Regions from separate parts of the Homo sapiens genome. Here all the other regions are linked to region 2. Evidence: chromatin loops called from intact Hi-C (ENCODE). Cell type or tissue: endothelial cell of umbilical vein. All regions are shown on one strand. Region 1 has its middle 350 kb from the start of LINC01734. Region 2 holds the start of LOC102724950 (a long non-coding RNA gene). Region 3 has its middle 360 kb from the start of LINC01734.

What was found. A loop is a pair of places that touch in the nucleus more often than their neighbours do. Peaks named below come from ENCODE experiments on the same cell type or tissue, not always from the same donor. Only the 100,000 strongest peaks of a DNase experiment are listed, where the experiment ranks them.
Region 1: it touches region 2 in a loop (6-fold over the local background); 1 of 110 quality-filtered maps calls a loop at or near these places.
Region 3: a loop joins it to region 2, with 7 times the contacts of the local background. A loop is called at or near these places in 1 of 110 quality-filtered maps.

What each region holds. Positions count from the first base shown.
Region 1 is chr20:39,576,350-39,578,849 of GRCh38, forward strand. No RefSeq gene overlaps it. Among named protein-coding and RNA genes, the nearest start is that of LINC01734, 350 kb to the left of the region's middle. In endothelial cell of umbilical vein, no CTCF peak of the experiment used is centred here; no DNase peak of the experiment used is centred here.
Region 2 is chr20:39,658,868-39,661,367 of GRCh38, forward strand. It overlaps LOC102724950 (a long non-coding RNA gene), which reads right to left and starts at 1,958. Exons shown (of 3, transcript XR_936712.3): 1 at 1,596-1,958. In endothelial cell of umbilical vein, no CTCF peak of the experiment used is centred here; DNase peaks (open chromatin) are centred at 1,524 and 2,264; H3K27ac peaks cover 1,869 bases.
Region 3 is chr20:39,587,322-39,589,821 of GRCh38, forward strand. No RefSeq gene overlaps it. Among named protein-coding and RNA genes, the nearest start is that of LINC01734, 360 kb to the left of the region's middle. In endothelial cell of umbilical vein, no CTCF peak of the experiment used is centred here; a DNase peak (open chromatin) is centred at 1,050; H3K27ac peaks cover 1,404 bases.

The DNA of each region.
Region 1 (2,500 bases), 83 kb before region 2:
CATCCCACTCCCAGATGTGTACCCAAAAGAAATGAAATATGTCCTCACAAAAACCCAATTATGAATATTCAGGCTGGGCGCGGTGGCTCATGCCTGTAATCCTAGCACTTTGGGTGGCCAAAGAGGGCGCATTATTTGAGGTCAGGGGTTCGAGACCAGCCTGACCAACATAGTGAAACCCCGTCTCTACTAAAAATACAAAAATTAGCCAGGCATGGTGGTGGGCACCTGTAGTCCCAGCTACTCTGGAGGCTGAGGCAGGAGAATCACTGGAATCCAGGAGGCGGAAGTTACAGTGAGCTGAGATTGCACAACTGCTCTCCAGCCTGGGCAACAGAGCAAGACTTCATCTCAAAAAATAAAAAAGAAAAAAGAATATCTGCAGCAGCTTTATTCATAGTAGTTAAAATCTAGAAACAATGCAAACAGCTATAAACTGGTGAATGCAGAAACAGAAGGTAGCACTCACACACAGTGAACCATTACTCAGCAACGGAAAGGAGCTACTGACATACCCAACAACACGGGTGAATCTCAGAAGCATTATTCTGAGTCAAAGAAGCCAGACCCAAAGACAGCATACTATATGATTCCATTTATAGAAAATGTAAGCTAATCTCTAGTGACACAAAACAAATTAGTCATTTCCTGGGGCTGGGGCAGAGGGAAGGAGTGAATGTGAAGAGGAGCGAGGGATCTTTGGGAGCGATTGAGCTTTTCCGTGTTTTGATGGCCATGGTGGTTTAATGGGTATAGATGACTATCAAACTTCATCAGATTTTACACTTTAAATGGATGTGGTTTATTATATATAGATTATTCCTCAGTTAAGTAGATAAAGAAAAAATAAAGCAGATTCTGATTTATAGCTCTGGGCTGGGCAGGCAAGTTAACATTTCTAGCAATTCCTCAGTTGCTGCCGATGTACTGGGTCCCAAAGGCTCCAGAATATCTTCTCTTCACCTTTTGCACTTGCAGGAGACACATTTGTGTCCAATTTTGCTAAGAAAATCAAGGACTTGGGTAAGGAAATCCCTTGAATGTCTTTTCCCTACCCCCTATGAATATAAATCCACTTGTGCAACAATTTGAATATATGCAAGAAAAAATACTTCAAAAGGTACTTCTGCTTTAATTGTAGCCTTACCAATGCCACCATTCACCTTTTAATGATGACCTTGGCCTGAGCTTTAAATTGAAGCACGTGTGATTAGCAACCAAAAATTGCATTGGGATTATAGTACTTTCACTCTAAGTCTTTGAGCAAATTTCTAGGCTTTGCTTAAAACATCCATTTTCAGGCATGATTAGAAGACAATTAAAATAGAGGGGTAACAGAAACAATAAAATTAATACTTTTTGACCCATGAGGGATTAGAAATAGTTCAAGACAAAAGCAGAAAGGATATTGGCCACCTCGTGCCCTTGCTTAGTGATATTCATCTGCCATTGGACAAACCTGGGTTTCTCTGTAAGATGTAAGGTATCCATATGTAAAAGAATCCCTTGACATTGGTACAAATCCTTCGCAAATCTTCACATACTTAAAAAGCACTCTGTGAAGAACAAAGCTTTGTTGAGAAGCTGTTTCTAGGCAGTCTTCAATGCTGTCTCTCTAGTGACAGAATTTGTTTCAATTGGAGTCCATGTGCAATCCACGCCCATGTCTCAATAAAATAATCAATTAAAATAATTTGGGGTCTTTAGAATAATGGTAATTGAAATGATGGGTGCTGTATAAATTCCAAATTCCTTGTGTACTGGCCAAAACAAAATAAAACGAACAAACAGAAACACTAGAGAAAGCGATGGGTATGGCTATGGTAGCTATAATGTTTTGTAGATTTTATTAACTGTCTATGCTTTCAATATCTCTAAGATACCATTCAAGCATTGAGAAGGGAGCTTTAATTGCTGTCTTTCCATCTGCATTTACTCAAAACTTACACCATAAAGAAATGTTCTGTCTCAAGTATCAATATTGCATCAATTGTGTTTCTGTTCCTCTAGCTATTTGCCCCTATGGTGTCATTTCATACATTCATAGAAACATGGAGAATTTAGAAATTATGGCCCTTCTCCAGTACAGTTGAGTTTTATCTGTCTATATTACTTGGTGTTTAGCACATTGTAGCTGTTCAATAAATGTTTGATTTCTTACAGAATAATAGTTTGACTTTCAAAGATTTTAAAAACAATCTTTTTAATCTGGTGCAAGCTTGGACAGGAAGACTGCTAAGGCCTAGTTAGCTCAGAGGCAGAACAACTGAACCAACCTTTCTATGTGTGTCAGACACAATTTTGTTTTCCTGTTTGAAAAGGTAAAAACAGAGTCACCTGGCTAAATGGTTTCCTAAATGTTCCCCCTCCTCTGATCCTCATGACTTTATAAAACAAGCCACCACAAAACTTCTCTAAAGCTAAACTAACGTGAAATAACCCAGGGCTTGAACTTGTCGCATGACGTTGCTTTAAATTTTAATACGAGCTTGGGAATAGA
Region 2 (2,500 bases):
AGGAAGCACTTGATGAACAGCTGCTGCGGTGATTCCTCCCAGGAGCAGTGGTGATAGTAGCAGTACTTCCAGTAGTGATTTTTCTTCCCCTGCTTTCCTTGTCACTCCATTTTAGTGGTAAACTTTTTGAGTGCTGAGGTTCTTTGTTAGATCTCATGCTCTGTCCCTTTCTCAGACGGGCATTCAGTCTGGCATCTTTCATTTAGGGGATGAAACATGACAAATTATTTCTCAGTAGCCGAGACGAACCAGCTTTTTGTTGGTAATTCAGGGGCTTCTGAGGGAACAGCTAGTGGGTGTGTGGTTTCCATGAGTCCTCTGAATTCGATGAGAGTGGCCAATGTGTGGCAGCAATGAGTCAAGACACCTGTGCACCTAGCGTAGAGAACAGGTATTTTGCTGGATTTGATTGAAGATATTCTTCCATGGCACCTTATGTTTATATTTTCTATATCGATTATTAATGAAAGATAAAGATCTGTTGACTTGTCTGCATTCCATGATAGACTGTAAGCTTCAGGAGGGAAAGGATCATGTTTCTTTTTTTACTCATCCAACAAATGTTTTGGTTGAACATTTCTCTCTCTCTCTCTCTCTCTCTCCCCACCTGTCTGTCTCTATCTCTGTCTCTCTATCTCTCACTCCATCTCTATGTATGTATGTATGTATGTATCTATCTATCTATCTATCTACGTCTATTTCTCTCTCTCTACCTACCTATCTCTATCTATGCCAGACACTTTGCAAGTTGTTGAATATTCAGTGGTGTACAAAATAATCATGACTTTGCATTCACAAACTCTAGTGGAGAAGAGGGCTATTTCATAAATAAATACACAAATAAGAATATAATTACAACTGGTGATGATTCTTTTTTATGAAGGACAAGAACATGAGCTCCATGAGAGAGAATAGAATTGTGGTGGTGAGAGATTGACCTAATTTAGACAGAGGGGGTCAGGGAAGGCCTGTTGGAAGATGTGGTACTTGAGATTGAGGATGAGTAGTTCTGTCTAGAAGGGAGTGGCTTATTCAGTGCTGCATCTTTGGTTACTACCAATAGCACTATTCAAGAGGATACAACCCTAGGTCCCTTAAGAAAAAAAATTTTTTTAAGTGACTCTTTGGGTAGAAAGTCAGAGAATGAGCTGGGGAAAAAGCACACTGGCCCAAGAAAGAGAAAACTTGGCAAGTCTGCCTGAAGACTGAAGGAGACATGGGAAGAAGAAAGAAGTGTTTAAGACATAGACTGAGTCCCTGGGAAGCACTACAAGTCAGGAACTGCTCATGGTGGCTTGTTTTTGAAAACAGACCCCACACAAAGCTCTGCTGATTGATGGTTTGTTTCAGAATGGTGACACATCCAGAAAACAACACAGACACAATATTTCAAAGTAGAAAAGAAAAATATGTCTGATATCCAGAAATAATTACCAACCAATTGAAATCTATTCTACAGTTGCCCCCAAATGCCAATGGAAACAACATTACATGACTCACAAATTCTTTTCTGTCCGCTGTCTTAGCCAGCTTGGGCTGCCATAACAAAATACTATAGACTGAGTGGCTTATACAACAGAAATTAATTTTCTCACAATTCTGGAGGCTAGAAGTCCAAGATCAAGGTTCTTGCTGATTCATTTCCTGCTGAGGCCTCTCTTCCTGGCTTTCAGACAGCTACCTTCTTGCTATGTTCTCATATGATTTTCCCTTGGTTTGTATGCAAGGAAAGGGAGGGAGAGAGTGAGAAAGTGAGTTCTCTGGAGTCTCTTCTTATAAGGACACTAATCTTATGGAATTAGGGCCTCTCTCTTATGACTCCATTTAACCTTAATTACTTCATTAGTGGGTCTGTCTTTACATACAACCATATAAAGGCTTCAGCATATAAATTTTGGAAGGGGTACAAGCATTCACTCCTTAGGATCTATTTATGTTCTGAAGGTCCCACTAATCACTGCAAAGTAGCTGGGTCCAGTAAACATGTTTTCTGCCTCTTCATGTCTCTCCTTTTCTCAAAACTCAAAATGACCTCAAGTCTTCCCACATCTCAAACCCCATCTAGCCTTAATCCTGTGACCCGTGATCTGTTCCACTCTTTCTAATGTAGGTGTAGCTGGCTTCTCTAGACTTCTCCTTCAGTTCTCCTTTCTGCCTATTGATCATCATAAACATCAAAAAGCCAGGTGTGGTGGTTGCCTATGTCACAAAGGGCATTCTCCTTCAGCAAGCAGGACTGGGGAGTGGCTCAGGATGACTCACATTTTAGTATTTTTCTTTCCATGCTCTTGGTTTGCCATGCCCCCTTTGTCTCCACATCACTTGTCTTACTTGCCCCTGATAGTATTTGAGTGGCACAGACAAAAAGGGAACTGCCACCACCATCAGGTCTCAAGAGCACATTTAGCACCTGCAGAGCTCCGTATGTGCAAACCAATGGCCCAGCACTGACATTTTTGGCTCCCGCTAATTAGCTATTTCCCCTTCCAGGATGGGTACT
Region 3 (2,500 bases), 72 kb before region 2:
CTTTGTTTAGTGTCTGCTTGTCCACACTATTTGCTGAACTCCATAGCTGCAAGGGACACTTGTTTTTTTCACCATTGTAGCATCTGACATGAAGCTGAACCATAGGAGATATTTGACAAATATGTGTGAATGAATGAATGAGAAAGCAAGTTGCCCAGATTGACGACCAAGCTAAAGGATGAGACTTGGGGATAAACTTTTGAGGTATCTGGAATGAGATAAGGTGAGGTTTTCATGTGGTTCAATAGCAGCCTCTTCCTGTCACTAGAAAGACTTGGTCACTATCTTCAGTGACCAAGCATCATTATATCTGACACATTCCAAACTTTGAAAACCCCACATAGTACAAGTTTAGGGAAAAGAGTTTTAGTCATACTTTGCCTGTTCCACCGAGGCCTTAGTTGGTGATGTCCACAGCAAAAACTCAGATTTTTGCTCAGAATTCCAGCTAGGGCTCTCCAGAGACCACAACTCCCAGGGCAGAGCTCATTCTGCATTTCCAAGCTTTTCTTTCTGGATATCTTCAGCAAGGCAGAACTGGACAAAGGTGAATGACATTCAAGGTTAATCATGCTGGCGTTCGTGATTCCAGTGACTGTATTTGAGTTTGTTTTTCAATTGTTCTTTTGATGGCTATTCTACTTCTGCGTGCCAACATTCTCAGTTTGTAATGCCAACTGTGCTCTGTAGTGAACAAGAACAAGCCTGCTGCGTAGTGTGAGGGTGGCAGCAGCTTGAGCATTTTTATCGTCTACTCATTGTCTCTGCTGCTGTGTCTTTCAGTCCTCCTCTGATTCTATCAATGAGTCTCTCTCCCTCTACCTTTGCTCTGTCTCTGTTTTCTGTCTGTGTTTCACTCTGCTCTGCTTCATGTTTCTCTGCTCTTCTTCCCGTTCTCTCTCTGTCTTCACCTTTCCTTGTCCTTCTATGCCTCTCCTAGGGGAGGGGATCATGTGCTGCACAAACCATGTGTGTATATTGTTCTGTCTCTTCAGGCTGTTGTTATCCCTGTCAATAAACTTCTTCCTGTCTCCAAGTGACTGGTCCTATCTCCTTTACAATCAGGGGAGACCGGAACTGGCTGCAATGAATGTGAGGAAGTCTTTATAATTAACAGGATCTCTCTGCCATTTACACAAACACTTTAAACTACATAGGGAGCCAAGCATACCGTTTGCACGTCTGATGAGAAGGTAATAAATGTGGGGGAGTGAGTGGAAAAGGGGAGGGCAGACTGAGGTTAAGTAACAGGGAGAGGGTGCTGGGAGGCATCAGATTAACACAGGGTGGGGTGGGTATGGGACGTTTGTATTTAGCTAGGCTCCATAATTATGCTCTGACACTTTCTAGGTGCCAGGCACTGAGCTAGGCTTTAGGAATAGAAAGCTCTAGGGGTAGAGACTCCACCTTAGGTGAATTTAGTTTAAGAAGAGGATGTATTAACAAGAAGACACAATGTCTGAGTGCAGTAGAGAAGCAGATGGTGACTTGTGGATGCTCTCAGAAGGAGAGAAGGAGATGTTAGAGGTGCAGTGATGTTTCAGTGGAGCCTTGAAGGAAGAAAATGATTTGGGTAGAGAGAAGCTGCAGAAGGCAAGACATTCTTGGCTATAGGAAACATCTGAGCCAATGCTCAGGGTTGGGAAGTCAAAGGTATTTGAGGAAGAATGAGAATGTCCTGGTTTTAACAGATTGGGGTTGGGAGAATGGGGAGAGAAATGGATAGGCAGGGGCTGTGATGTCAGAAGCACCAAGTGTCCCATAGGATTCTGGGCCATTACTCCGTGGGGAGCTAGACAATGTCATGAAACTCTATGACAGCAGTGTCCAATAGAACCTCCTGCATGGCAGAAATGCTTCTAACATGGTAAGCTGCACAGGGATATCAAGAATTGAGTCCTTGAAACGTGGCTGATATGACAGGGGAGCTGAATTTTTATTTTTTTTAAATTCTAATTTATTGAAATATAAATGTAAATGGCCCAGATGGCTGATAGCTGCTATGTAAGACAACACACCCCTGAGATGTCATGACCAGCATCTCTGAGATGTCATGACCGTATTGTCAGGTAGGCAGTCTGGCCACAGTGTGACAAAGGGACTGGAGGGCCTGATACTTCAGAGAGAGCAATCGGGACATTCATGGAAGGAGGGGCAGGTAAGGACATAAACCAGGTGAGGACCAGGGACACTCAGGATTGAGCACCTTGGCTGGGGGATGTCATACTGGGGAGTAAAGCCCAGGGATGGGCCTCTGGGAGGTGCTGGCCCATGCAACTGGAGGCCAGCAGCAAGCTGCCACAGTGTTCATACACCCAAGGGTATACATCAGGCCTGGGATCCAGGTTGGGAATATGATAATGAGATTGTGAAGGTCTTTGATGGTAATTTAGCTGTGAATCTTGGAATATCTAAAGCTTGTCTTTGATAAGCCATCCCTTCCCTGGGATCTCTAAGAATATATTATGTGGCCGGGAAACACAGCAAGCCAAAAACACCT